2 separate regions of the Mus musculus genome follow, and region 1 is linked to region 2. The links are chromatin loops, found by intact Hi-C in ENCODE. Cell type or tissue: left cerebral cortex. All regions are shown on one strand. Each heading gives the region's core, and the rest is flanking DNA. Links, peaks and the distances in the headings are about the cores only. Region 1 holds the start of 2300009A05Rik (RIKEN cDNA 2300009A05 gene). Region 2 holds the start of Iqch (IQ motif containing H).

What was found. Peaks named below come from ENCODE experiments on the same cell type or tissue, not always from the same donor. Only the 100,000 strongest peaks of a DNase experiment are listed, where the experiment ranks them.
Region 1: a loop joins it to region 2, with 3 times the contacts of the local background. A loop is called at or near these places in 3 of 42 quality-filtered maps.

What each region holds. Positions count from the first base shown.
Region 1 is chr9:63,386,706-63,401,793 of GRCm38, forward strand. It overlaps 2300009A05Rik (RIKEN cDNA 2300009A05 gene), which reads right to left and starts at 12,539. Exons shown (of 2, transcript NM_027090.1): 1 at 12,171-12,539; 2 at 7,742-7,970. The coding sequence starts at 12,516. The coding sequence ends at 7,843. It overlaps Gm16759 (a long non-coding RNA gene), which reads left to right and starts at 12,612. Exons shown (of 5, transcript XR_003948339.1): 1 at 12,612-12,747. In left cerebral cortex, for the core only: no CTCF peak of the experiment used is centred there; a DNase peak (open chromatin) is centred at 9,099.
Region 2 is chr9:63,595,973-63,611,060 of GRCm38, forward strand. Iqch (IQ motif containing H) reads right to left here and starts at 6,521. Exons shown (of 22, transcript NM_001311098.1): 1 at 6,395-6,521. The coding sequence starts at 6,445. Aagab (alpha- and gamma-adaptin binding protein) reads left to right here and starts at 6,674. Exons shown (of 10, transcript NM_025857.3): 1 at 6,674-6,799. The coding sequence starts at 6,727. In left cerebral cortex, for the core only: a CTCF peak has its summit at 6,264; DNase peaks (open chromatin) are centred at 6,586 and 7,400; H3K4me3 peaks cover 1,852 bases; H3K27ac peaks cover 1,151 bases.

The DNA of each region.
Region 1 (15,088 bases), core at 7,954-10,453, 210 kb before region 2:
CTTCATTTTGTAAATTTCAAAGTTCAAAATCATGACCTTTGGTATTGCATTTGTGGCATTGCTGCCTTCCAAAATAAAATTTTGTTCTTTATCTCTTAGTAGTGGCTGTAATACAATGTGTAAAAAAGGCTTTAAGGATAATCTACTCTCATAAATTATTTTCATCCAATTCTTAAGCATCTAACATTTTAAAAATAGAAATGGTTGCTCTTATTAAATGTGATTTTGCACTTTTGTGTACTTGGGAAGCATTCATTATTTTGCATGTTTTTATTCTTTAGGGTTTGGGTAGACACTTTTTAGGTAGGATTTAAATTATGTACTAATATGGAAATAAAGTAAAATGAATCACTTTGTGGATAGCCAATTCAGCATTCTGTTCACAGGCAGATTGTTATACAAAATTACTGATCTGTTCTAGCAGCAGCAGTAAAGGTTATGTCAAACGGCTGCTAAAAACTCATACCACATGAGTTAATGATGTTACCTTAACACGCCAGCTTCCGGGCTGCATAATTGTTTCTGCCAACCCATAAATTTTTGAGTAACAACAAAATTATTGTGATTTTTCTTACTAAATAATTCATACATTACAAAGCATGTATGTAACAAGGCCCATGAATCACTGAAGCATATAATGATCATATATCTAATGACATATCTCTTTTCATAAGATGAATCCAAATAGATTTATGTATTTAGGTTAACTAAAAAGTACTGAGTTTATAAGGTTCATAATTCTATCAACCAGAACAACAGCAAGAAACTCCAAACCTTGTAAGAAGTCCAGTTCCTGTGAGTCCCTGTTCAAAATGGCAAGCTTGTTTGTTGAAGCCCTATAGTATAAGCTACTTTCCATGAAGTTTTACAGCTTTTAAATTGATACTATAAATATCTCTGAAGATAAATTAATGGTGTAATGGAATAGTACAATGTTAATAAACTGTATTTAAGATGACATGAATACAACTAAAATAGCTATGAGCAATCCTATGTCAGCCCTGAGCTGGTGTGCACTGGTATTCCTTACCCAGCCACGAGGACCTAATAAAGGATGCTGCGTCTGCTACTGCTTCTCATACTTCACGTGGGTCTTGTTTTAAATACTCTCCAACAAAATAGATCTTTTTTTTAATGCTACTAAAAGAATGGTCCCAGGTGAGATTTTTTATCTACTTAATTAAAACTAGATGTCCTAGGTAAAGTTTTGAAAATTCCAACTCTGCAATGTACAAAATATTAAATTAACCACAGCTTAGTTGTAAAATCTCAATGTGTGTATCTCTGACAATTTCATGTGTGTTCACACTGTATCTTGATTATATCTACTTTCCCCTTCTCCCCTTAGTCCTCCCAACATGCCCCGCTTCACCTTCATGTCTATTTTACTTTTTATTTTGTTTATAACTTACTGAGTCTACATGCTTCTTGCATGAACATGCTGTTTGGCCATCCACTGGAGAATGGGCATCCTACCAGGCCATACTCTCTGAAAGAAAATTGATTCTCCTTTCCCAACATCCCCCAATTACCCATAACTCCTCAGCTAGGGGTGGGGTCTTGTGAACCCCTCTCCAATCGATGCTGAAATATTTTTGCTTGGATGAATAATTTCAACATAGTATCTATGCTCCGTTTTTTTGTACAGATGTGTTTTGTTCTCTATGACTACAAAGAAGCAGAATTGCTGTATAATCTGAAATCAGTTCAGAAAGCAAGTCATAAAAAGCTCCTGAGACAACCCTTACCCTCTCCGACCCCCCTGCTGCAAGAAATGGCCTAGCCAGAAAGCAACTGAAGAGAACACTTAAAAATTATGATAAGGATGCTCAAGCGTAGCTCCCGTCGATTGATGGCTTCTGGTGGGGATGAGGGTGGGGATTGGGAGTTTGACCATACTTCAGTGAGTATATATAACACAAATTGAACTTGTGGCTTGTTTTGTTGTTTTTCTTTCTTCCTTTTTGGGAAGGGGTCACATGGGTTGGGGCAGTCTAGGAAAACTGAACTGGGAGAGTCAATGTGATTGGGGTGTGTTATGTGAAATTCCCAAATAATCAATAAAAATATGTTTGAAAAAAAAAAAGAAACTTGTCCCAAGTGCTTGCAGCCATTTTACATTTGTATTTGTTATGTCCTCACATCCTGATTTTTTGTGAAATCACACCTTTTTTTTCCCCATAAAAAGCTAATGAAATATTTGGCAACCTTACTAAATATTAGAAATAAGCTTATAGAAAATAACTCAGGACTAGAGAACCGGCTCAAAAGTCAAGAGGACATGCTCCTCTTCTAGAGGACCTTATTGGGTTCCCAGCACCCACACTGGACGGTTCATAACTACCTGTGACTCCAAGAGAGGGGCACGTCACTCTCTTCTGGTTTTTGAGGCCACCTGCACTCATGTGGCATAGGAAGCACATAAACAGAAATTTTTTTAAAAAACATAAAAAGATGTTTGTTTTCTTTTAATTGTATTCATATTCTCAATTAGCTGAACAGATCTCTAATCAGTAACTGAATGGCCAAGGGTTAGTGAAAGCTATCTTAGCCACAGTTTTATTAGAAAAAGAAGAAAAATGAATGCCTGACCTCCAATTTGCATTAGAACAATAACTTTTAGACTCTGGACACTACCAGTGACACTTCTTACAGTTAAAGAAAGCTCATGTGAATTTGTCAAGCACATAAAATAGTATGAAAGTGAAACATAGTAATTAAGATTTGTGTTCTATTGATTGTGTAGCTTAAGTAATTTTTCATTACTAACATAAGATTTAATAAGTATAAGTAGTTAAAGATTCTGACTTGGCACTCGTCATTAGCATGTAATTGAACTAGTGAAAAAGATCAGTTAAAGCTGTGTTGATTACTACCTTATCTTTGAAAGGCAATTAAAGGCCTCAATCATTGCAACAAGATTTGATTGTGCAGCCTTTATTGGACATTGATCTTTCAGCAAAGTGCAGTTACATTTTCCATTAATTTACTGTAACATAGTTTAACTCTGATACCCTAGACTGTTGACCCAGGTGAGATGTAATGCTAAGTACTTGTTTAGGTTAAGATGCTCCCAAACGTCATTCCCTCATTACTGTCTCAGTGCTGTGTGCCCAATATAGGAGATACCTGATCTGCTAGCATCGGGATACGGTTTCTGTTCTCTGCATTAGTTTTCAAGGGAAGTGAAATGGAGACCCTTGTCTTTGATGTCACCCCACACACTTAGACATCATGACTCTTTAATAGATCTAAAGGCATTTCATGAAGAAATGTAGATGTGCTGTGTCTGTGGTACTGGGTGAACATAAATATAAATTCCATGAAAGAAAATGTTCTTATATTTGGCTTTAAAAGTTTTACTACTGGTGTGTATGTATGTGTGTTACGGGGGGGGGGGGGCATTTGTGCGGAGGTCAGAGGACAGCTTTATGGAATTGATTTTCTCTTTTTGCCTTTATTTGAGTTCTGGGGATTGAATTCAGGTCACCAGGCTTGTATAGCAAGTGTCGTTACCTATTGAGCCATCCCTCTAGCCCTCCATATAGGTTTTTAATGATTAAAAAGTATTTCAACATTTACTGTTGTCAACAATTGGAAAACATTGTTAGTGGCCAAATATATGTGTCAAAAAACCCACGATATATAACACTGTGTATGAAGACATCGTCACTGAGAAAGAGAATTTTATAATTTTAAGATTTTTTTTACCTGTATAGGTTTCTTACCTGTATATATCTCTTGTGTATGTGCAGTGCCCATAGAGGCCAGAATCAAGTGCCAAATCTCCTGGAACTGGAGTTGCAGATGGTTGTTATCCTCCATGTAGGTGCTGGGTCTCAAACCTGGATCTTCTGGAAAAGCAGCATTAAATGCTCTTAACCCTTGAGTGATCCCTCTAGCCCAGGAATTTTTTTTTTAATATCAGCAACCTCTTTTATACTACCAGATGTTGATGTCTCTTAAAGCAATTTATAGCTTACATAGGAACTAAGGATTTTGCCTAGAAATTTCTTTTAGCGCTTCATAATTGATATGTGTGAAATGAGAAGAGGGTAGGCTATAAAAAATTCACACCTTCACTAAAAGTTATGCTGGGATTATTTTATCTTGATAGTTTCTGTAGTTATTTGTCTGTCTATCTATCTATCTATCTATCTATCTATCTATCTATCTATCTATCTATCTATCACATATCTAGTGTGTAGGTTCTGGAGAGATGCCTCCACAGTAAAGAATGCTTATTGCTCTTTCACCAGACCAGAATTTGGTTCCTGGAAACAATATAGGTGGAGCACAGCCACCTATAACTCCAGCTCCAGGGGACTTGACACTTTCTTTTCTGGCCCTTGTGGGAACCTGCACATATCATAAACACACATGTACAACCAAAACTCCAATATATATAATTCCCAATATAAAACTTTAATATATTATATAATATATATGATATATATAATATATATGATATATATAATATATATGAGGGAGAAGGAGAGAGGGAGCACAGAGGGAGAACGTTAGCATATCCATCCCCAAATCATTCCCCTTCTCCCATTAGTCCCCTTTAATATCCTAGACAATTTCACTTCATTTTTACATACATGATCTATGTTACTATCTAAAGTCTAGAAACCATGAATGAGAAATTTGTCTGAGGAAGGCTTCAGTTAATGACTATCCAGTTGCATCCCATGTTCCTGAAACTGACACGATTTTATTCATCATCACAAGCCTGGATACTGTTAAATACAAACTGCAGGTAGAAAATCTGGTCAATGATTTCATTAACCAAGAAGGTCAGGCAGGGTCCACTTGGACTTTGCCTTGCCATCTTAGGTTAGTGAGTGTGGGCAGATAAACACTCACTGCCTTCAGCGTCTCTCCCTTTCCTTCTCACCTTACTTTTGAAATCCTTCTACCTATCTATCTATCTATCTATCTATCTATCTATCTATCTATCTACCTATCTATCTAAGGGTTAATAAAACCCTTTGTAAATAAAAGGAACAAAAAATGTGTGATAGAAAAAGTATTTAGCTGAGACAAAAGTAAAAAGCATAATCATGATACATATTTTTTTAAGCCTTTTTAAAATTGTGTGTTGGGGGGAGGATTCCTGTGTGTTGTGCACATGTGCACATGTGTGAATGTCAGAAGACAACTCCATGGTTGCTGGTTGTCCTCCCATCTTTATGTGATTTCCAGGGATCAAACTCAGGCTGCCAGGCACGCATGAAAAGCACCTTTACCTGATGAGACACCTGGCCATATTCATATGTCTTAAGGTGGAAAAGTCCTATGGTTTTTCTCAACTTGCAGGTGGGAAAACAAAAACAAAAACAAAAAAACGAGACACAAAGTAACAGACAGTAGCCTTAAGGCAAAAAGACAACCCTGAAGCCAGAAACAGACTTAATTTTCTGGCTTCTTAGCACTCGGTCCCTTCTGGGCTACAGTGTTTTTCTGCAACAGGCAACATTTATGGGGGAGGGGAAAGGAAATTTAAAATATTTGCTGTTTCTTGGGAAGCAACTTTGATAAGAAAAGATTCATTACAAGGTTTAATACATTCAATGAATCATATTTTAATTTTTGAGCTCTTCCCTTAGTTATCACTGGTTTACCCTTCACTGTGATCAACTGCATGTGAGCAAGAGGTCTATTGATTTTCATGTAATACAAGAAAATATTACATTTGCTTAATTGTTACACAGCAAACACACCAGACAAGAAATCAAGGCTCTATTTAATGCTGCTGCTGCAGCAGCAGCAGAGAATTACCAAGATCAATAGGGTAGTTTGTCAAAGATGTTCTCCTAGGAGACTTACCTATCAGCATACAGACAAGAAGTCACACTGACTACAGTTATCGAAAAGCAGGTGAGCAGAGTCAGCAGTACACATTATCAGAAATCAAACAGGCCGACGTCAAAAGTGGTACAACTGGACTGAAAAGCTGTATTTATGGTCTGGTAATTAAAAACCATTTTATCAGCCATGTGTTGAGACCAAACCTTTACAGCATGTATCGACATGATCAGCAGCATCGAATGAGCAGTATTTGACTTAAAACTTATGAGCTATAGTTATTTAACTTTGTCCTTAACAGAGAAATCAGTTCTAGCCTTCCTTGCAAAATGCTAATAGTCAGTTTTATTATTAATGAAGCTTAATGTAACACCATCTTCTTTGGGCAAGCCATTCATTTAACTAGTGTCAAGCATATTTTTTGGACTAAATATATTGGCATAAGTACTTCTTTGATTAAAGTGTTACTTAGAATTGTGTTTAGGCAAGTGAACAATACATACATTAGTACAATTCCCTATCTGTAGCACATTTAAAATAAATACATTTGAGGGGCCTGTTTGTGTGACTCCATTATTATGATGGTTTCACTCAGTCATTTCTGGAAGTTCACTTTCTCTATTAACTTGCCAGAAATAACATCCAAATGTTGGTTAGATGAAACTGTGTAAAATGTTTTCCTACAAAAATGTATAAACACTGCAGTACCAGCAACACATTAACATAAAATGCTATATAATGTATGCTTGTAATTATGAGAGCGATCATAAATCTTAAACACCCATTGGTTTAGAAATTAAATAGTCCTACTTAGTTCTCCCTAAATTACTCCAAATTTCAGAAATTTACCATTCATCTGGGTATTTTGTGACTATCTCCAAGGATAAATTTTTTTAATGACTTTGCTTTCAAAAATGCAATTAGCTTAATAAAGTTCTAATGTAAAAGTGGTATCAGGTTTTTGAAATTTCAGCTCGTTCTCCATGGTCAGTCAATCTGTGGGGGTGTTGCCATTTCAGTTCACTGCTTTCATAAACAGTCATCAAACTCGCTCTTCCTGGGTCTTTCTAGACCTTGATTTTCTTATAGCTTTGCACTATTTTTTAACTTATTAATAGTAAGTATTAATCTCACTCATCTTGCTGCATCTACATTGACAAGAGCTATAGCTACATTTAAAAGTACTATGGCCTTGAGTTCTTTTTGTTGTTATGGTCTCATGCCTAGGGTGATGTTGGAGATTCCCTGCAGCTATGAGTGAATTTGAATTCTTGATTCTCCTGCCTCTACCTCCCAAGTGCTGGGATTATAGGTGTGCACCCTACCACTAAGACCAGATAAATAGTACAAGAGCTTAGCCAAAAACAAAAAAAACCCAAAACAAACAACAACAACAAAAAAAACCCCACCAAAACCAAATAAACAAAAAAAGCCCAAACCCCTTCCAGGTAAAATCTTAAAGGCTGAATGCTTAAGTTTTTAGTTGCAATCAGATTCTCATATATTTTGAATTTGTCAACAATATACTATCATCTCCACTAAGTATTTAATATCATTTCCCTTTTCCTTCGTTATATTTTCCCCCTTTCTACCATGATTTCCCCTTTTTGTGGAGATACTTATGCTTTTTTCAGAGTTAATTTATATTGTTAATATCCAGCCATAGAATCTGTGTTTATCTACTCATTTTTTAACTGTAATTTAACCTAATTCTAGGAAATCAGGAGTGAAGCCACATGTTTAGAATTCCTATTAGCTAAATATATATATGTATGTATATATATGTATATATAATGTTATTATATATGGCATTGATATATACATATACATACATACATACATACATACATATATATATATATATATTCCTTCTGGGTTCTGGGGGTAAGTGATTCATCTTAAAAAAGACCACACACTCTAGAAACACAACGGCTTTGCCAGCATTTTATTTTAAAGGATCAAAAATAAATACTGCATACACACACACAGGGGAACAAATTCATTGACATTTGTGTTTTCCAATGCACACTTTCAATACATGGCACCTTCATCTTCTTTATTTAGAAAATAGATTGTTATTGGTCCGTAACTGGTATGAACAGTCTCTGTGACTCTGGCAAATAACCAGGAGCCAAGTCCATATAATAAAGTTGGAATACCTAGAAAACAAATGAACATGTTACTCAAGAAGATCAGTACTTATAATCATGTACTAACATATGTCATGTTACCGAGCCTGTAACAACAGTCTTCAGCAATGTTAACATAAAGCTTTAGAAACAGAAATGACCTGACACTCACTAGGATTACTACAGAGCTGGACTTTATCTCTTTATGAAACATAGTCGCAATTACATGAGCCTAGATTTTTAAAACCATTAGATAAGACTGATAGAAATTTTAATGTAAAGCATTTGCTTAATTTATTATCTTCAATTAATTATAAAGTAATTTTATATTCTTCTCACAAATAAGCAAATAGGGAAGAATATCCATTAATTTGGTTGTAAATGTCCCTGATTATTGGCCTTAAGCTAAAATTACTAGGTCCACAAGTAATTACTAGGTTATTCTTCAAGTTACATAGGAACACTGATGGGTAAAGAAATATTTGTATGACTTAGAAACTGGGTTAAACAACTGTCTTCAAAAACCTAAGGCACAACCCAACTTTTAAAAAGATTTTAGAGTTATCAGCATGACAAAAAAACACTCTCACTATCGATTTTATAATTGATTTGAAGACAATCTCATTTTATTTTATCTGCCTGGACTTAAACAGATCTCTGTTTCTCTCCTTTTCTGAACACTGCTACTAATAAGGTTTCCATTTTATTTTAGATTTAACAGCTGTTGTTATATATCAAACTAAACACATACTATCCATAAATATGGATTCATATGTATATGACAGCATGTTGGATGCAAAACAGACTTCCATAATTCTTATCTTTTAAGGCACTTGTTTAAAATCACTGCCTATTAACATATTTAAAAATACACATATATATCTGTGTGTATATAAAACCACAGGCATAGAGATCAAAAACAAATATTGTAGGCCCTACACAAGTATTAATTTTATTGCTTCCATGTGGGAACTGGGCCGAAAGACAATTCAAAAAGATAACTGCTCATTTGGAAAATCTCTTTCTTTCTAGTTAACAGAGAAACCAACACACACTCGAGACTGATCAAACTGCTCATTTTTTCTTCTTTCACTGTAGGACGATCTTCACCGTTACGCTCCCTTTGAGTAAGTGTGTTGGAACACTCTGGGATGCCAGAGATAGTAGGAGAGCTATCACCAGCTGGCAGTGTGACTGTGGGTGAGGCTGTGGGACTGTGGGAGCCTGATGCCTCCTGTTCAGGCATTTTTCTACCTTTAGGAACATACCAAGGTTCAATTTGGTATTTATTACCACAGAATCCCCTAGAACTCCTATGGAATTTTCTACAGTACACTGCGACCTGTGCCCTCGTTATACCCCCAAAGAATCTCAAATGTCTCAAGGGACTGTCATAAAAATAAATCCTCAAAAAGTATAGTGATAGAGCTATTTGCAAATCACTCATCCAAAAAGAAAAAAAACCCAGTGGTATGTGGTCAGAAGGCAGAGGGTCAAGAGAAGACCAGGACAAGGTAGGCATAAGTAAAAGAGGAGTGAGGGGTACAAGCTCAAATAAGAAATGAATTGCAATATGAAACTACCAACCCAAAATCTGAAAATCGCTGGGGATGAGGAATTTTAAAAGGCCCTCAAAGCAGTTATTAGTTTTCTATCCATACTGGGAGTAAGATAAAAATAATATGCCTTTTAAACCAACACTAAAGATTGAATTGGTGGAATGGTAGTGACCCTGAGAATTATATTTTATGGTATTAATCATGGCTTTCAGTTAAATACTCTTTTAAAATATATACTTTTAAAAACAAATCATACAAGTAAATTCTCCCAGATAAAATTTAAAAACTGGTTAATGGTTATTGGTTTAGTAACAATGGCGTGCAGGAGCCATTATCAGTCTTGCTTATTGATAGTGGTCAGAATTGATAAGGGAATCAGAATTCTGTAGTTTCTCTCCTGGAATGAATGAGGTTTTTAGGGTTTTTCACCCTAGAATGAAGAGAATAGTGCACAAATGAGGAAGATTTGGTGCCTCTGTGTTTTCCACATTAAAAAATTTTAGTCAGTATGTTTTGAAATCAAAATCTTTAAGATTCCATGAAATAATAAAATTCAGATTACTGAAGATCAAAACAAACTTGAGAAACAGTTCTTTGTATGATCATTCATTTTAAGTTAACTGAACAGTAGGTAAACTACTGTTGAATTAAGAACTTAAAACAATTGGAACTTTATAGTAAGGCTCCGATAACCCAGCCATTCCAGTGGTGAGTTGCTTTCCTTAAATCGTAATCTATTTCCCAGCAGGATACTCAGGCTGATAAACCATCAGGAAAATGTCAGCTCCACTGAAGGGAAGGTGGAGGAGAAAGGGAACAAATGAGTCAACAGAAATCCTTAGTATTCACAAAATGGAAAATTAATTATTCTGATTACTACTCATTTACAAAGGAAGACAAGGAATAAAATCCTTTGTATTCTTATTCCCAGCCAGGGACTTGATCCAGATGGGCAAACTGTACCCTCGCCAGCTAGGATCCTCTTACTTAATTCATATTTCTCTTACTTCAGACAAAAAATAAAAACCAAAATTACTAAATTGGTTTTTAGTAAAGTCCAGAAAAGGGTTTCAGAGTAAGCCAAGTTGTAGCACAGCATACAGGAACACTTTCTCTGCTATACTTACAGACTTTCTAAAAGCCCACTGTTAAATCACTATTTTATATTAAAAAACAAAGAAAGAACCAACAACAAAAAACCCTACATCTGTTGTATTTCTGAAAAGGTTTTACTTTTCTGTGTGGGAAGTGTTTTTTTTTTTTCTTCTTTTGATGTCTTAATGACCTACAGCTAAAAGATAAACCCTTAGTCATGACAGGTATCTTTAAGGAAATGTTTATTTTAACCTGTGACATTTTATATAAGGGATTCAGCCTATATAGTTTACCTATGGCTTGACCTGCTAGGGTTTCTTTTATTATTAATTTTATTTTTTTACAGTCTAGCTGTTGCCCTCCTCCTGGTCCCCCTCCCACAGTTCCTCATCCCATTTCTCCTCCTGGCCTACTAGTTTTCCTAACCTATATCTCAGTATTTGGAAAAGAATGACTCCTGCCAATTCTGAAAATAATAAAATAAACTCATTTCACAAATCTAATTTGTTAGCATTTTGGCTTTTCCCATAGTTTCATACCAACCTCAGGATTAGTTGACATACACTGTATAGAGTGGATCAAACAAGTTATGAGACACATTGGTGTATAATCTCCTTCCTGGATTTTCCAGGGGGACAATGGCTCAAAAATCCCGTAAGTGCTATTTGAGTTATTATAAGCAGAAATGCCCATGCTTTATTAAATTGAATGAACTACCAGACTATATGTAACACTAGTACGGCTACACAGAGTTTAGTGTTAATTTTGGATTGAAAAAAAAAAAAAAACTATTTGGAGGGGGAGGGTGAAGGGGATAGGGGATTTTCGGAGGGGAAACTAGGAAAGGGGATAACATTTGAAATGTAAATAAAGAAAATAATCTAATAAAAAAGTTAATAAATCCCTAGACAGCAATATTTAAAAAAAAACTATTTGGATTATACTGGTTCTGCTTCCTTGTATAGAGTTTGAGTGACTGACATCTAAGTTAATATTTTTTTTAGCAGCTATTAATAGGTCCGAAACATCTTGAGGACTTGAATTTTTCCCTAATCTATAAAATGCTGTCACATCTACAATCCGTGATATTGACTCTTCTGCCATTAGACCACAGAACACACACATCTAGCAGGAGGACCGTCAGAATTAGATTATCTTCAGGAATATAGATACTAAAGGATCTTAAAAGACAGCATCTTTTAAGTCTAGCACCTGAGAAAATATGATGTCTGGAGAGAACCTACTGCTTTTAGCAAAACACAATTGCTGAGATTTCACAGAAAGACAAAGAAACTTTAAAAGTCCGTCCAGTTTTTTGTCCTCCAAAGGCTCTTGGTGATGAGCGCGGGAATGACTCTTGCTAAGCAACTTCGGAGCCACTGTCGGGACTCACTCCTCGCTGCCCTGGGCAGGGTTCTCCCGGGTGGACAGTGGCAGGGCACGACCTCAGGGGTGCTGCAAGCAGCCCACCGGGGATGCGAAGGGCCGGCCCTGGAGAGCGAGCAGCGTGCTTGTGGGCCAGCGGCCGCCCTGGGATGGAGGAGTGCCTGGGTCAGACGAGGGCGCCGCCACTCACCCAGGTTGATGACCTTGAGCGCGGTGAAGAAGCGGTCCTGCGGGGCCAGGTCCTGCCAGGGCGCCTTGGAGCAGTGGTACTTGATGAAGGGGAAGCAGCCGGTGCGCAGGACGTGGTAGTTGGCGCCCAGCACCGGCCAATTGAAGTGCGACAGGCCGAACTGGTCGTTGTGGACCGCACTGTAGGGCACGCAGAAGGAAGTCCAGTGCGGCAGCCGCCGCTGCAGCAGGTGCTGCGTCAGCACCTCCGAGGCGCGGGGCTTCGGGCGGGAGGCGGCGCCCGAGGCCCAGGGCCGGCACAGCAGCAGCCGCAGCGTAGCCTCGTGGGCCCTCCGCAGGGCCTCCATGGCCGGGGCACGCCGGGGAGCCGGCCCTGGGCCCCTGGGGCCGGGCCTCTGGGGGCGGGGTCAGGCGAGTGTGCGCATGCGTGTTCCCCTCACCACCCTAGGCCAGGGCGGGGGACACCCAGCGGGCAGCGCGCGGGTGAGAGCGCCTTGAGGTGCGGCGCGTGCGCACAGGACGGGACGGGAGGGCGGAGCGACTGCGCAGATCAGGAAAATTGTCACCTCTGGCCTCAGGTAACCTCGGAGCAGGGAGACAATGTTAAAACAATCCTCCACAGCGACAAACCCGGTCTGGCTGTCAGGCGCTGGGCTCCAGGGAAATCCTCAGGGATGCTGAGGTGCTTGAGGTGTGCACAGGAAAGTGAGCTGACACCAAGGCCTGGCCTTTGCCCGGGCTGGACGCTTGGTGACCTCAGACTGCACGTATGTGCAGATGTCCTCACAGTCGTGTTCACTGTCCAGACTGAATCCTACCTAGATAGTGCAAGATAGGGTCCCAAGCCAGATGTGGCGCTTGCCTGGAATCACAGCCCTGAAAAGGCTGAGATGTGAGGATGGGGAGGTGGAGGCCAGCCTGGGCTACATAGAAGAGCAAGTCTCAACTGCCTCCCTGTCCCCGCACCACCACCCCCAAAACCCGAAAAGCAGTCCTATGTTTTCTCATTTAGTGCCCTAAAGCTCAGAAAAACTTCCCTCCTGAGAACACAGTAAATACTAGGACCGGAATTGGCAGTCACCAACCTTTAACAATCTCAGTTACCCATGAAAGTGTAAGGGAAGCATTTCTCAGACTTTCTGCTAGCATACAACCTCATGTCTAAAGTATCATTACTCTTATATGTCCTCAATTTTTGTGGGGAGAATGAGTAAATAGGATGAGGTTTCTGGAAAGTACCATATGCAAATGAAGTAATTCTCTGTGTTGGAACTATATAACAATTATTTGCTGAAAATTCAAGAAGGATGTAGAATAGTGTGATGTTTAAAGAAGATTTGTTTATTTTGTGTATACAAGTGCTCCATTTTCATGCACACCAGAAGAGGAAATCAGATCCCATTACAGATGGTTGTGAGTCACCATGTGGTAGCTGGGAATTGAACTCAGGTCCTCTGGAAGGGCAGCCAATGCTCTTAACCACTGAGCCATCTCTCCAGCAACATTTTTGTTTTTATAGTCACCAGTTTTGGGTTAGTCAACATTGAGTTCATTCCACAAATATGTTAAATATTTAGGGGGGTTTTGCAGTCATGCAAATAGTTTGAACTTTATAAGATTCTCTATTAGATATCGATTTTTAAAGAAAGATTAGGTGAAGTCATGATATATTTGATATGCAGAATAGCTAGGAGGACTATTGAAGGGAGGTAGGGAGCTGCAGCAGAACTGTCATTTTCAAAGTAAAGTTTTAAAAGCAATGGAGCCCTTTTTCAGACAAAATCTGTCACAGAATTCTAACATATAAAGAAAATTATAAACACAATGTGTTTATTTCTAAACATTTATAAAATTAATTTTTTAATAGTAGTTTCATAGGTAAAGTGGCACCACAACAGAATCACAGCTAGTTTGTTGCCTTGGTTTTGCTGTTCTTGAGTAGGGAGGGGAGCACTGGGCTTTCAGCACTGGTTTGTTGCTGTTGTTTTGTATTGCAAAACAGTGACAATTAAACTGCCATTTCGTTTCCTGGATTTTCTGCTTTGGCTCTATATTATTCAGAAAAATCCTGATCTTTCCAGAAAAACTAACTTTTTAAAATAAAAGTAGAATTTTTTTTTTAATGATTTACCTTAAAGGTGAGCAATGCTTCTGTTATTTATATTTTTAAATGGCAGCAGAAGACTAATTATGAGAACTACACAAAATTAACCTAACATCAGATTAACAAGTGGTCAGTTTGCATATATACATATATATATATATAACTCTCCTAGAAATCATTAAGGAAAAGACAATCCAATAGAAAGAGAAAGAAACGGACGTATCAGAAGTGAAGACATTCTGGTATGAAATAAATGTGTAAAAGAGGCATAATTTCAACCATCATTGAGAAGTAGAGAATCAAGTCACACTACAGTACGTCACATACCCTTGGAAACGGCCAAAGTAGAAAAGACAGAAAATTGTAAGGGTTTATGAGGATATGGAGCAAGTTTTTCTGAAGTGGAACAATTGGAATTCTTCATTTTTAAGACTTGTTTTTTTATATTTTCAATGTTTGTGCATTTTGACCGCCTGTATGTCTATGTGCCATGAACATGTCTTGTGCTGGTAGAAGCCATCAGATCAGTTGGGAATGGAATTCCTGCTGTTTGGGAATCACTGTGTTGGGAACTGAACTCTGATCCCCTGAAAGAACAGCCAGTGTTTTTAACCCTGAGCCCTTAATTGGAATTCTTATTACACTGCTGGCAGTCACTCTGGCAATGTTGTGTTTTCCACCCTGCCCTGTGTGTGTACATGCATGTGAGTGCCTGTGAGTGCGTGTGTGTATATGTGTGTGTGTGTCTGTGTTTGTTTGACAGTCTTGTTACACTTCTCAGGCTGACTTTGAACTTGCTATGCTCTCACCTCAGC
Region 2 (15,088 bases), core at 5,234-7,733:
TAACCCAGACACCTGTTTCAGCGGCAGGCACATCAACAGCAATCTGCAGACTGGGTTGCTAACGGCACTTTGAAATGTCTACCTGTGCTCTGGTAGGATAACTGGACTCACATTGGCCCAGCCTATGATACTACTGACTTGGGGATGTGCCCATGGAACCAAGGGCCATATTCAAGAGGCAGAATTTGCATCTTTTCACGGATGGGCATTGAAGTCTGGCAGACACATTAAATTATTAAATTATTTGTACTCTGCTCAAATCGTCACACAGAACCTCCAGGGCTCACAGACTGGTACCCGAACAAACTCCCTGCTTGCCTATAGGGACCAATGATGAAGAGGTGTGTGTTCTGATTGTCCAAATCAGTGCTGCAATCTAACTTAGCATCTACTGTGTGCAGTGTAATGGGCAGTTCAAAGGGTGAGTCCTTTGGGTGCATACATTTTGGTTCCTCTTAGGAGTGAACTGGCTGTTTCCTTGGACCTTTCTGCGATAATGTCTTGCAGCCATGTGAGGGAGTGAAACTGAGTTGGATTATTCACCAGGGTACCAAAGGTTTTAGTTTTCCTCCATTCTCCCCTTGTGTGGACAACACTCCTTCATAGAGTTGTGAGAGAACATGCAACAGGCCCGATGCATAGGAAGAACTCAACAATGGCAGCTGCACACAGCTCCTAGCATTAACTCGAAACATTCAATTTCCACTCATGTTATTCAAAATTTCAGCACCTCCTCTAGTTCCTTTGCCAGAACAGAATCATTTCCCTACTCTTTGGAATTAGTAAACGAACATGAGGTAATGGACATAAAAATGAAGCAGTACAGACTTGACTGCCAGATGCCTGAGAGCTGGAATCCTGCCTGGCCCTGGAAACGGTCCAGAGGCTCCTACGGGCGTAGTGTTCTCACCTGGAAAACAGCTACTTCAGAATTTGAGTGAGAAATAGTGTGTGGTGTGTTTTGTACAGGCTCGCCACAGAGGAGGCTGTGGAGCCTCTGCTCTGTGCATTGAAAGCCCCTGTGTGTACACTGTATGTAACTAGCTGACGCTTCCTTCACTGTATCGCTGAACAGAGTTGCTCGCTTCATCTTTCTCAAGAGCATCCTTTGGTTCTTGCTAGGTGATTTTGTCATTTTTGAAGTGGAAAGAAGTCCCTGTTAAGGGTGACTGCATTAGAGACGAGCACCATGGGAAATGTTACACCAGACCTGGCAGGTAATGAGGCTAAATTCTATGTTTCTATATTTTCTTCAGTTACATCCAATCTCCCATATTGAAATTTTACAGGTCACCCATTATCTTTATGAACAGCAAAAACATTACTAACGGTACATTTTCTGCTTAGAAATGATTACTGTTTTGACAGACTGGGACAGAATCATTACTAATAGAAACCTTGAAAGACTTAATGCAGAAAAGATTTGCTGTAAATCCCGAAAACTCCATGAGACTAGACGTCACAGAGTCATTACCGACATAAAATCCATTTTGTTCACCTCTGCTCAGCACAAATTTGGCTGATTCGACCTCCTCTCTTGGAGTTCCTTTTGACCTTGTTCATTTTGGTATTATATGTGCCTTATAAGTCACACATAGGGACTAGTGAAAGAGAGTCAGCCAAAATATCAAGCTGTCAATTAGCTTCAATGTTTCCAAGCTACGTGTTAGGATACATCTGCTGGACTTTTGTAATATAATGTCCAAAACTAATTTAAAGAAAAGACCAGGTATCCTTCATTACAGGAACATCCGTTAAATATACTCAGAAACAAAGACACCGCTGCACACATGACCTACACACATAACCTGCTTAAGGAGCAACACACTGGATATTACTGCTTTTATCAAATCACGTTACAGGTTTGTACTTGGCTTTCTTTTACAGACTGAGGCCTAATGCTCCCCTAACATGCTTGTTAGGACTCCACAACATAGCCCAGAGCTTCCTGGAGAGCCTGGCTCTCCCATATACTGGCTCTATGATGACTCCCATTACGCTATCTCACTAATCTGACCAGTTGAGGAAAGAGTCAGCTAAAAGTGTAAAAACCAACCAACCAAACAAACAAACATCCCAATTATAAGCCTGAAAGCGAAAGAAGTTGTAGTTGCAGAATATTGCCAAAAAGAACTCCATGAAGCTGCCGTTCTCTGGTTCCCGCTCTGACAATGGAACCAAATACTGACAACTGCTTCTAGGAAAAAACTAACAGTTGGCTTTCCTGGCAAGTTACCCAGATAGTTTGAGTACAGCAGTATATAATACCCAGGTACTACTTGAGTCTAACTTTGCACCTAAGTATTTCAGATCTACTCTCTCAAAGTACCAACTGCCTTACTTTGCTCTCTGCTACTGTGGAGAACACCATGACCAAAAGCAACTTGTGGAGGAAAGGGCCTGCTTCATCTTACTGCTCACAGTCCATCAAGGAGGGAAGCCAGGCAGGAGCACAAGGTAGGAAGTCCAGCTGGGCTGCAACTTGGAACAGAAGCCATGGAGGAACTGTTTACTGTCCTGTTCTCTCTGGATTATGCTCTGCCTGCTTCCTTACACAACCCAGGGCCATCTGCCCAGGGGTGCAACCACACACAGTGGGCTAGGCTCTCCTGCATCAGTCAGCAATCCCAAAACACCTTAGACCTGCCTACAGGCCAATCTGATGGGGGCTGTCCCATAGGTCAGACTCCATAGATAACTCTGGACTCTGCCAAGTTGACAGCTGCCTAGAATTCCATCTGAGGATCGGCTCCACTCATAGAAAGGGGTCTCTATGTATGTGAAATGTTAGTCTAGCTCTAAGCACTTGTTTTTAATTTTTGAGAATTTGATTATCATGGAATTCTTCCGTAAAAATCAAACCATACAATTTTACAAATGAATGTCCAGTTTCTAACAGATCACTATCTCTTCATGCACTTTACATGTGCATACCAAAGAGAGTCACAGCTTGCTGATAAAGGATGCTAGTCAGAGCCTGCTGATGAAGGATGCCTAGGCCTCTGCGCAGAGTAAAGGAAAGCCGCCGTCATCCCTCCCTGTCCTCCCACCCTGCCCTGTCACACCATGGAGCATGAGCTCCTTTGGCTTCCTGTATTAAATGGTACCATAAGCTCTGTGGTGTGAAATTGGCCTGTACTTTCCTTTAAGTCCAATGCTGATCCAGCAAAGGGGATGTTTCTTTAGCCCGTTGATGCTTGTGGCCCCTGACTGTATCAGCTTAGCCACGTTACCTGACCCAGTGTCAGGGAGTCTACGCCGATGCAGTGGAAGTTAAGGTTTCGAAAGTCACATGTGACCTCATGTTCTCCAGAGGAGGCAGTAAACACAGTGCAGAAGGTTGGCTGAAGCAAACTCCACCTGTGCAACTTTAAGGAAGCTATTCATGCTGGGGTGAGACTCGGGTGATTCAGTGTTTGGGGGTTACCTACTCTCATGGAGGCAATCACAATAAAACTCACTTTTACCAAGTGAGATTTGGATAGAATCATTATTTTGGTGCCTTATCTGGGGAAAGCAAACACGTTCGCGTCTGCCCACAAAAAAGTTCATGTAACCCCCTCCTAAACAAGCAGGACACCGGCTAATGTAGAGATGACTGTGTTATGCCTTTCCATTCCAGTTATCCAATCCAATGTCAGAAGTTGTCTTTCACTGCTGGGTATTTGAGCTTAGCCACTACATCTAGATTGCACTCCGAAGACTTTTAACTGTTAACAGCTACTGTTCTATACTATTCCAGACCTGAAGGAAAGAATTACTTTAAGGGAAGGTGTAAAACTGAACCCCACAGTTCTTTCTCTTCCTCTTCTTCTTCTAGACTGATTTATTTATTATATGTATGCACACTGTAGCTGTCTTCAGACATCCCAGAAGAGGGCTTCAGATCTCATTACAGATGGTTGTGAGCCACCATGTGGTTGCTGGGATTTGAACTTAAAACCTTTGGAAGAACAGTCAGTGTTCTTAACCACTGAGCCATCTCCCCAGCCCCCTCCTTCTCTCTTTTTAAGCTATGCTTCAGGCTTGCTGGAACAGGAAACTACTGCCCCTGTAGTCAGGTCACTGTGAGAAGAACTGGCTGATCCCAGGACTGGGGACAAGTCTCCACTAGTGTTCTGGTTGTTTTGTGTCAATGAAAAGGGGGCTCTGTATAGAGAAAAACATAACTGTACTCAAAGAGAGGTCTGGCCCTCTGCTACTCAGAGATGAGCTCTAAACCTCTGGAATGTCCTGCCTGACATAAGTATCTGGATGCTTTAGTCACAAGGCAGTCTAACAACAAACACAGTTTATTTACAGTGGGGTTTTGAGCTGCCCTGTGTCTGTTGTGACGTGTGGAGGAACGGGAGTCTTCACAGAGTCAGCCTCGAGGGCCATGTGAGTTTGAGCAACATCCCAGCTCTGACTGGAGAAAGCTCAGGGAAGTTCTTCTAGTTGTCCAGCTTCTATACGATGTCACACGATGTCACACGTTGTGCCTGGAAGGAGGTGATACCTGACACCTCTTCTGGGATGGCCCCTGGACTCTGCTATGCATCTCTCTCCTTGGCTAACTTTAATCCTAATCACCAGGGTAGCTCATCTCTGACTTCCATGAGCCTTTCTCACAAATAAAATGTGAGAGTGCCATGGGACTCATAGGCTCACAGCCAGCCTAACTGACGTGAGGGTTGTTCGAGAGCTTCATACATGACCTTGCAGTTGGTGTCAGTGAGGACATGGGTGGGGACTGTCCTCGCTGGTGTTATATTTGGCTAAATTCACCACAGGGGAAATTGTTGAGTGTGATACAGGTAAGATTTAGGTCCAATTCATAACGGGGATGTCTATGAAGCTAGTGGGCTTAGGAACTCTGGAGTTTTGAAAAAGGTGTACTAGGATGTGTATTCTAAAGCGTTCAGGACGCTATCTCAAGCCTTTGTCAATTAAATATGAGTTAGAAATTATGGTGAACTGTGGGACCCCGACTTAGAGCGTTTCTCCCAGGAAGGTAAAGCCCCTGGACGGTCCCCAAGCTTGTTTTCCCTGATCTCTAAAAATATAGCTAGAAAGAAGCTCTTTGTTCTCTATAGCCAGCAAAAAGCCTTTTTGTTTCTATACTGTACAACCAGAGATGCCTGCCTTCCTGTGCCGAGGACACGGAGATAAAAATTCAGAAAGAACTCACTCCCCACACCTGCCTTGTAAATTTCACCAAGGACACCCAGAAGAGAAGAACTCTTCCCAGCTCTCCTCCCAACTCTTCCCAACACCTCTCCCAATTCCTCAGCTAGCTGTTAAAAGCCCCCTACTGTCACCACTCGGGTCGAACTCCCCTGCCCTGCACTGTGGAGGGACTTCGTCCTCAGCTAGCTGATAATAAAACCTCTTGCAGTTTGCATCAGGTGTGGTTTTCTCTCGAGATGTTGGGGTGTTGGCCAGCTCATCCCGGGACTTGAGCAGAGGCCCAGCATCGGGGGTCTTACAGAACTTCTTAAAGTGAGACCATCTTAAAGGGACCCATACCTAAACACGGAAAAAAACAAAACAAAACAAAGCAAAAAAAAAAAAAAAAAAACCAAACCAACCTAGCTGTTTCAGAAAAATTGTTCAACTGTCACAAACTGAATTACACTGGAGAAGTCAAGTCTTTGAGAGCTTTCTCCCTAGATTATAAATAAGATATTTCTCCAAGTTTTCATTTTTTATGTTGTTTTGTAATCCAGGTGATCTTAAAAATATGTTTGGTAACGCACACCTTTAATCCCAGCACTTGGGAGGTAAAGGCAGGCAGATTTCTGAGTTGGAGGCCAGCCTGGTCTACAGAGTGAGTTCCAGGACAGCCAGGGCTACACAGAGAAACTCTGTCTCGAAGAAAAAAAAATTTTAAAAAAAGCTTGGGTGTGTGTTCCCAAGCAAGCAGTGACTATTGTAGGTTAAGAAGCACGGGTCCCATAGCTCACGTTCTCTTCGAACTTCTCACCACCTCCTAATGATGAATCTGTTTCTCCTTCACATCCCCAAGCCATGGATGGACTTTAAACATTTCATAATTTATTTTTAAATGGTGCCTTGAGCACCCCAGCCTGCTAGTACAGATTGATAATCCCAGTTACTCAGGAGGCTGAGGCAGGAGGATCACAAGTTCCAGGCCTGCCTGGATTGTAGAGGGTGCTCCAAGACAGTCAATGACCATCTGGGCCCGAAGTATAAGGAAGACAGGTGATGCAGCCTAGCGGTAAAGCACTTGCTTGGCGCTAGCATGTCCTGTGTTCAACCCCCAGAGCATGATGCCCTAAAGTGTAGGCGTTTCCTGCTATAGGGCCGAGAGAATAAATGGTGGTGCTTGGGATCACAGGTTTCGGGGTTCGAGGGGAGGTCTGTGCGGCCGCCAGCCCGGCCTGTTTCCCACCTGGATTAGGATGGATCCAATGGGGTCGCTGTCCTCCTGGGCCTGCGCCATGACTAAGGAGGGCAGAAGACACTAGGCTCCGGAGGTATGGCCTCCTGCGGAGCGCTCCTAGATGGTGCGGGCACCCGTCACCATAGCAACGCGGCGCGCGCGACCGGCGCGCTCCACTGGAGGAGCGGGGAAGGGGGGTGTGAGGGCCAGCCGGAGCCTCGGCTGCCCAGCGCGCGGCCCCGCCCAGCGCGCGTGCCCGGATCATCTCCCCCGCGTGCCCGCTGCAGTGGTACGGCCCAAGGCGGAAGCAGCGCCGGCGCGGAACCCGCTCTGCCGCAGCGATGGCTGCCGGTGTACCCTGCGCGCTGGTTACCAGCTGCTCCGCCACCTTCACCGGGGACCGGCTGGTGCAACGTGAGTAACCCGACGTCTGAGCCGGGCTGCAAGGCCCAGTTCAGAGCCATGGGCGCAGGGCCGGCGACCTCTCCCGGGCTCTGCCCGAGCTGGGCCCTAGGCTCCGGCTCCTCCGCAGGTCTCGGCGCCAGGCGCTTAACCTTCTGCCTGTGTAAAGTGAGGCCGGTTTCTGACCTCCCGCCTCAGGGGTGGTGGCAAGCACCCCCTAAGATGATATTCAAGACCCCGGAAATTGTGCTCTTAGACGAATGTAAGGCGCTGGAGTTGCGGTGTTGTGTTTGGGGGTTATGCCCCTGCTGCTGGGGTAGTGGTTCCTCTTGTGAACTGAAGTGCTCAGCAAAAAAACAAAAAAACAAACAAACAAAAAATGCACGCGCGTTAGTGTTCTGCCAGGATGATGGACTGACCAGAACTCCTGTGATTGTGGAGAGCTGGAATTTTAATAACTGTAGCCAGATTCTCGTGGACTGTCTCTAGTCTCCTTCTTAGCCATTTGTTGCCCACTTCTGTGTCTGACCTAATATCCTCTGACTATCAGGTAAAGTCCTTTTGGGAATAAGCAAACAGACCCCCTAGCTTCCATCAACCCAAAGGCTAAGAATTTTATCAGTTGGTGTCTGAGGCCTACAGCAAGGGCTTCCACGATGTGCTGTAATCCACCAACCTGTTGTTCCCCTCAATGTATTTTTAGAACATCCTGATATGTAGCTTTGTTGTTCCTATAAGAACACCATGGAATTGTTATTGCCACGTTGGAACATTTGACTTGAGGCACCCCTGATTCCTGTTCCCTTTTCATGATCCCTCATATTTGGCTCCAGAATAAACGCTTACTCCCTTAGAGATGAGAGCTGTGGGCGTTCTTGATTCCCTCCCCTTGATTGTGTGTGTGTGTGTAATGTACATACATGCATACTTGTGTGTACATGATATTTGTTGGGTGCCCCCTCACTTGCAGTTACATTTCTTGAGTTCTTTCTGAGGTGAAAGTTCCCCGGAAAAAAATGAGTTTGAGGTGTTACTGCACCCAGTGCTTTTGCTTCTGGACCCTAAGGGCTATAAAATTCAGGGTTTTGTTTTTGTTTTTGTTTTGTTTTTTTTGCCTTTGTTGTGCATACGCGAATATACGTGTGTGTGTGTGTGTGTGTGTGTGTGTGTGTGTGTGTTTTCTGCTTTTTAGTCCCACTGCTCTGTGCATACTGAGCGTGGCACTCTACCTCAGAGATAAACCCCAGCCCCACCCCAAAATGAGCTCTGAAATGTAGGTCAGAGAGACTAGTGAGCTAGAGCTGAGGAGGCAGCTCACTGGCCAGGTCTATGGCTCTGACTGTGGGCAAGTCACTGAACCTCTGCCCTTCATCTTCCTATCTGTGGGCTGAGGATTATGTTTGGCCACAGGCCAGCACGTGGCAAGCATTGGATAAGTGGTTGGCCTTATTATAAAAGCGTATCACCTGTTTAACTCAGGCTTTGCTGAGCCTTAAAGGGGGCACATGAAGAGGTGTCCTGGGAGACCGTGGGTGCTGGCTTGCAAATGCGGCCGAGCCTGTAAAGCATCGTGCAGTTTGTAATTATTTTCTACACCTGTTGACAGAATTAGGCATGCTGTCGTTCCTGCACGGGTATTCTATAACTTGCTTATTCTGAACACTTAGACAGTTCCTTGCTAGGGCAGAAGCTTAGTTACAACATTCATAAATGAGAACCAAACTCTTTGCCATTCTCTTACTTCCCCTAAGCAGTGCTCCCCTTCCCCCATCCCCCACCAGGGAGTGCTCCCCTTCCCCCACCCCCCACCAGGGAGTGCTCCCCTTCCCCCATCCCCCACCAGGGAGTGCTCCCCCTTCCCTCCCACCAGGTCTCCCATCTTTGCCCCTTCTACTTCATGTTGAATTTAGTAAAATTTAGCATATGGAGAAAAAAATGTTAGCTGACATTTTGGTGGTGTTTTTTTTGCCATCTCCCCGGGGCCCCTGCATATTTTCTGTATTTTATAATTATTGTAATTATATAATTCTACTTCATATGTAGTTTTTAGCCTGGTGTGTGTGTGTGTGTGTGTGTGGTGTTGATGATGGATTCCAGTGCCTTGCACGTGTTAAGCAAGTGCACTACTACTGAGTCACACCCTAATCCCCATCCTGATATTTTTTTAACACTAAGTCAAAAAGTACTTTCTATTGTACATCCATGCAGTGAATATACCAGACCTTTCTGAAGGCGTTTATGGGTCTGTATTTATCTGACTTTCAATAAAATGTATATGCATTTAGAGTCCTATTAGTGATAGGTGAATGATCTTTCAAAGGCAGGCTCAGGAATATTATATATTCTGATAGCTATGGTGCTCTGTCTCCCTTTCATCCTCCAAAAAGGTCTTGTGTGTCTCCTAGGCCAGCTCTGAACTTGTCCAAGTGTTGAGCCCGCCGTGCCTGGCCCGGTCCTGTTTCTCAAAGATCAGAACTGGCAATCGTGGTCAGTTCCTTGAAAGAGCTGATCGACCACCAGTAGCCAGCAAATGGTGGCATTCTTCCTTTGTTCTTTAATAGAGACTTTGAACATTATTGGTGTGTGTGTGTGTGTGTGTGTGTGTGTGTGTGTGAAGTTCTACGAAACAGCCCATTTTGTTTCTGTATGCAGAGTGACTTAGGAAACTCTAATTCTTGTTAAAATTAGGTGCCACTCATCAGTGCTCCACACGTCAGCAGGGGAAGTGCAGAAAAGCCAGCAGATGGTTTAAATAAGTAAAGCAGGAAAGAGGGCTGGCCAGTTCTTACAAGGTCATGGGGACGGAGGCCTCAGATGGCGTTAAAGACGGACGGACGGAGTTACACTATTCAGGGAATGGATTTAATTTGGGGATGGAAGACAGAGACCACCACGATGAGTGGCTGTAGTCTAGGTAGGACCCGGGTTTCTGATTGACTGGGATGTGCCTTGATCTGGAAGAGGAATCCTGTTTCTGTCATCACTCTCTCTGTATCTGATCTGCTTTACTGCTCTTGACCAACAGTGGAAATATCTTGTAATCAAATATCAAGTTCTTTAGAAATCCACTTTAAAAAAAAAATCAGTAGGCCTTGACTCTTGACTGTGGATAAAGAACCCGCATGGACTTTGTCAAAAACTTCTTGTCACTGTAAGACTTACTTGCAGTACTCCAGTTAGATACATACATAGCTAAGGGGAGGCCTTCTTGGCATATATATATATATATATATATATATATATATATATATATATATATATATAAAATATATATGTGTGTGTGTTTATGCATGTATATGAATATATGTGTATATATATACAATTTTTTTTAGTAAGTTTTTGTTTATTTGTTTGTGAGGGTCAGAGGACACCTTGTCGGAGTTAGCTCTCTCATCCCACCACATGCATTCCTGAGGCTGAGCTTAGGTTATCTGGCCTGTCTGCACTGTCGCCTTCTGAGCTCTCTCACCTGTCCCACAGTGTAGGCCATTAGAAGCTCAGCATGCTGGAGGAGCTTGTGCAGGGGACTGCGTGATGCGTGAGAGTGACTGCGCTTCATCAGAGTTCTTTCTGCCTGGAGTGTGTTTGTGGACATCATATTTTCATTCTAGAAATGTGTGTTATGATAAATGATTATTAAACATGGAGCTAGTGTCTGTTCTAGCTACTGCTACAAAAATTATGTCTTAAGGTACTGGTCCCACCCTCAAGAGGAGTGTAGTAAAAATGTGTGCTCTACCTGTGAGAATTAGAAAATGTTAAGAGCTCACATCTCATTCCTCTGAGAGGAACTTAGAAGAACTCCTAGAGAGTGGTGTAGTTGATGCCAAGCCAGCAACTGTGGATTAGCAGCCTTGTTTCTACATCTGGACAAGCTTCCAGAACATCTGTAGCAAAATTCTTTCAATTAGTAACATTCAGAAACTTAGAGATATTATGATAGTAGTAAATGTGCACGTAGAACTCTTCCCAAGAGTGTTTTTAATAGATGTGTGTCTGTGTGTGCATGTGAGTGCAATACCAGGAAAGCCAGAAGAGGGCGTTGGATGTTGGATCCCTCAGAGCTAGAGTTACAAGTAGTTGAGAGCTACCATGTAGGTCCTAAGAATTGAATTCAGATCTCCTGGAAGATCAGATAGCTCTCTTAACTTCTAATCCATCTTTCCAGGCACCCTCAACTGTGTTTTTTAAAAATAAAATTTACTTCAGTTCTACTCACAGTAGGCTAGGGCATTTCCATCTTATGGTGAAGAAACTGGTTTGGAAATACGAGGTTTAATTTACCCAGAGTGCTCAGGCAGTAACTGCTGCTGTGTGTGTTCATGGTCAAGTCTTAGCCCAGAGAAAGGTAGAGCTGAGACGTTTTGTTACTCTACTCCATAGTAAGCAGAAAGGCTGCTTAAGGTGGCTGCTTTGGGGGATGAAGTGGTAGGAAGAATGAATACTTACAAAATAGTTTTAAATATGCTTCATTACTGTCTGGGATGGTTGAAGATTTATTGATGAATGGAAAGGGGGGAATCTGCCTAGAAAATGTATATTACATTAAAATAGAGCGTTATTTAACATGGGAAGTATGTGTAATGCATTAAATATACATTAAAAGATCATTTGTGCTTTAAGTCTAACAATTTCTGGGTTTTTCTTTTTCTCAGTTAATTAAATTTAAGGCAGAGACATTGTGTGTCAGTTCACTGTATAGGATTAATGTGAGTAGGCCACATATCTGTTCATATTAATATGACATCCCGTTGGGTTGAGGATTCTGTGTATCAGTAATTCTTCCTTCTGTGTTTGGTAGTGTAGCGCTTACTGACTCTGAATTTCCTTTTTTGAACAAGGTCTCACTGTAGCCCTGGCTGGCCTGGAACTCACTGTCTAGACAAGCTGGTCTCAAACTCGCAGAGTTCCACCCACCTCTACCTCCTGAGGCTGTCATTAAAGGCATATGCCACCATGCCCAGCAATTTTGGCATTCTTAACCTAGATTATTTTATTTTTATTTTATTTTTTAATAATTAAGCCTAATTTTGAGATCTCAACAGACATCCTACATGTTGACTCAAACATTTGTGTGTCCTGTTGTCTGTCCATCCTTGCCACACTCCCACCCCACCTCCAGGGTTCAGGAAATTGAACCAAAGGCCTGTGGATCTTACGGAAGCCATCCCCTGATGAGCTACAAGCCCAGGGACAATTTAGCTTTGTGTGTTCAGAATCTAGAAGCCTTTGTTCCCTGGTCGTCAGGTTTCTAAACAGTGGGAACAAGAAAGCCCAATTTTTTGATGGACAGACTTGGCCATGGAGAGTCTCTCAGCAAGTGTTTATAGCGTTACTTCTTGGCAAAACAAGAACTCTCGCTCGGCAGGATCGGGAGTGTTTCTCCATCCACAGACTCCAGGCTTAGAAGAGGCTCCTGAGTCACTGAGAGGAGGCTCCTGATCCAGGGCTGGGATGCAACTGAGTCACAACCTGTGGTTTTCCTACAGCTTCCAGAGAGGACCTGAGTGGAGCCTTTGGTCTGCTCTGGAGCCGGGTTTCATTCAGCACTGTTTCCAGGTCTTTATTTTCTTCAGCAGATGAAGAGATGAGGGCAGCAAGATCTGCCACAAGTCCTCAGAGCTGTCACCACAGGCACTAAGAACGGTGGTGTCCCATGGAATTTAGGGGCAGAAACTGGTTTGTTTTTCATCAAGATACTTCTTAATACATTTAATTTTTCCAGCTAACATTAGGACTTGAGATTTTTTACATTTCTTACAAGAGAGATGCCATTCGCTTAAGGAGTGAAACTCAGGGATTAAACCCATTATCCTCAGACCTGAGGGGCCTCACAGGCAAGAACACACTGTGTACCAGCGTGTAATTAAAGCACAGTGAGGCTGAGCTTCTTCAAAGCCACTTACCTATAAAAGTTGGGGACCTGAGATTTAATCCATCTTTCTGTTTTTGCAAATTTGGCAACCAGAACTGCACATTGTCAAAATGGAGACAGGAGAAATGGATATTAACTTTGGCAGTTCTTAGAATACGTTTATACTCCTGCTGCAGGAACTTTGGGACCTCAGTGGGAAATGTATTGAGTCAGGCAAATGGTAAATGAAAAGGTCTCTGTAGGTACTTGCTGCTGCTTGCTTCCTTTCCTGTAGAGCAGAGCATCTGACCTACTGTGAGCAGCTTGTCACACACTCACGTGTTCTATTTGTTGATGGGGGACTAACCACAAGGATTGCCTTTCTAGTTAGTGGGGAGGAGGTGCCGAGTAGGATTTTGTCAGCCGTGTTGTGCAGGACCGTTTGTAACACAGCACATGGTGTTGTGTCCTAGAAGGTTGGAGCCTGTCTAGACTGAGACTTTGATTTCTGCTGTGTCTGTGTAACTGGATGGCTTTTGTGCGGCATGCGATGGTCATGTGATATTCACTACTCTATGCCTTTCACCCTGTATAGTCCCTTCAGCAATAGCAACATTTAGTGAATAATCAAATCTGATATAAAATCATTTTATAAGGCTAAGTCTGAAAGTTGTTGGAAACTTTTCTGGCAAGAATGACAGTTTGGACATGGCATTGTGCTTCAAATAGATCTCTGCAGCTTACCCGAGAAGCAAGGCTGACGAAGGTGGAGGCAGCCCAGGGCAGCTGTGAAAAGCTCAGAAACTACCAACCAGCTTTGGGTGTAGTGTTCCGCAAAGCCCTGACTGCTGGCTCTGACCCGCCAGCTGAGGCTTCCCTCAGCGTCAGCCTGTCCAGGGGAGGAAAGCATGAGCCATTGGGTCGGCAGCAGCATAGAGGGGCTACCAGAGCAGGGTCAGCTCTCTGTCTGAGCTCTCCGGGAGTGTTCATAGGGGAATCCGCCCACTGATGGTAGCCTCTTTTTAGTTGTCTGACTTTAAGTAAGTTAACTTTACTCCAGAAATATTTTCTGATTATATTTACATGGGCCATCCATCATAAATACCTCGAGCATTGCCCCAGTCACCTACATTGTTAGCAGAATGAGAGCATTATTTCATGGAATAGGTTTTAGTCAGTCTTCTCACTAAAAATACTCAAGGATTCTTTTCAGGCATCTAGAATTAATTGTCAAGTGTTTTTTTTTTTTTTTTTTTTTTTATGGCTAGTATTCAAAGAAGCATGCAACAGAGTGAGCAGACATAACAAGGGAAGACCTTTGTACCTGGAGTGAGGGGTTCTGCAAGAAAGAACACCGGCTCAGTCTTGGAGGATTTTTATTCTGTTCATGAGTAGAGCTGGATCCCTCTTTCAGGGCTCCTGTCCTCTAGGCCAGGGGTTCTCAGCATCCACCCTGTTGCCATACTGGGCGAGGCCACTCTGTCTTTTTGGGCTGTGCTGTTGGGCAAGCATTCTTGGCCTCTGTGCACTAGATGCCAGTGCCATTTCCTGACTTGTGACAACCAACACAGAAAGTCTCCAGGTGTCCACACCAGTCAGTGGTACAGGATCATGTCCCCGTGGAGAGTCACTGCTGTGGTTGTAATTAGAGCTAATTTTGAATGTATAAAGAGTGACGAGAAGCTAGAAAAGGGATTCGCCTCTAAAAGCACGGGCTGCCTTGCTGAGGACCTAGGCTTGGTTCCCAGCCCTGGCCATCAGGCAGGTCATAAGCATTTCACAACTGCCTGTAACTCCAGTTTCAGGGGATCTAACGCCACCTTCTGGCCTCCAAGGGCACAGCACACATATGGTGCACAAAGAGGTGAGCAGGCACATGTATATACCCATGAATAAAAATAAAGGTGTTTTAAGAGGATGGGATTCAGAGATGTTTCCTTTTTCTGTAAAATCTGGGTAGGGGCTGTCTGTGAATCGTCTAATAGTCTTTGTACATTGCATGCAAATTTTAAGGCTGATGGATCCTGCTTCATTCTCATAAAACGTATTGCCATATTATCTCCACTTCCTGTCAGCTTCTTTATATTTTTTCATGTTTGTGCCATTGCATTGTGAGGTCTTTTAAAGGCAAACAGAGACCACATGTGCACATATGCCCAAGCATTAACACACACACACACACACACACATACAATTATTTTAAGATGAGGCCATGGTGACCAATTCCAGATGACTACTGGGAGAAAGTAAACTGGAAGAAAAGGGGGAGGGTTGAGTTGGATTTCCTCTGCTTCAAGTTTTAAAACTTTCCGCTGTGATATAAAAAGCCTACGAGCATGTGAAAACATGGGTTTCTAGTGGCCAGCAGAGAACAGGGGCGGCCAGGAGGCAGGAAGCCTTAGAAGGGAAGCGGGGTCTCTGCTGCTGTTCAGCAGTGGCCTGCAGCT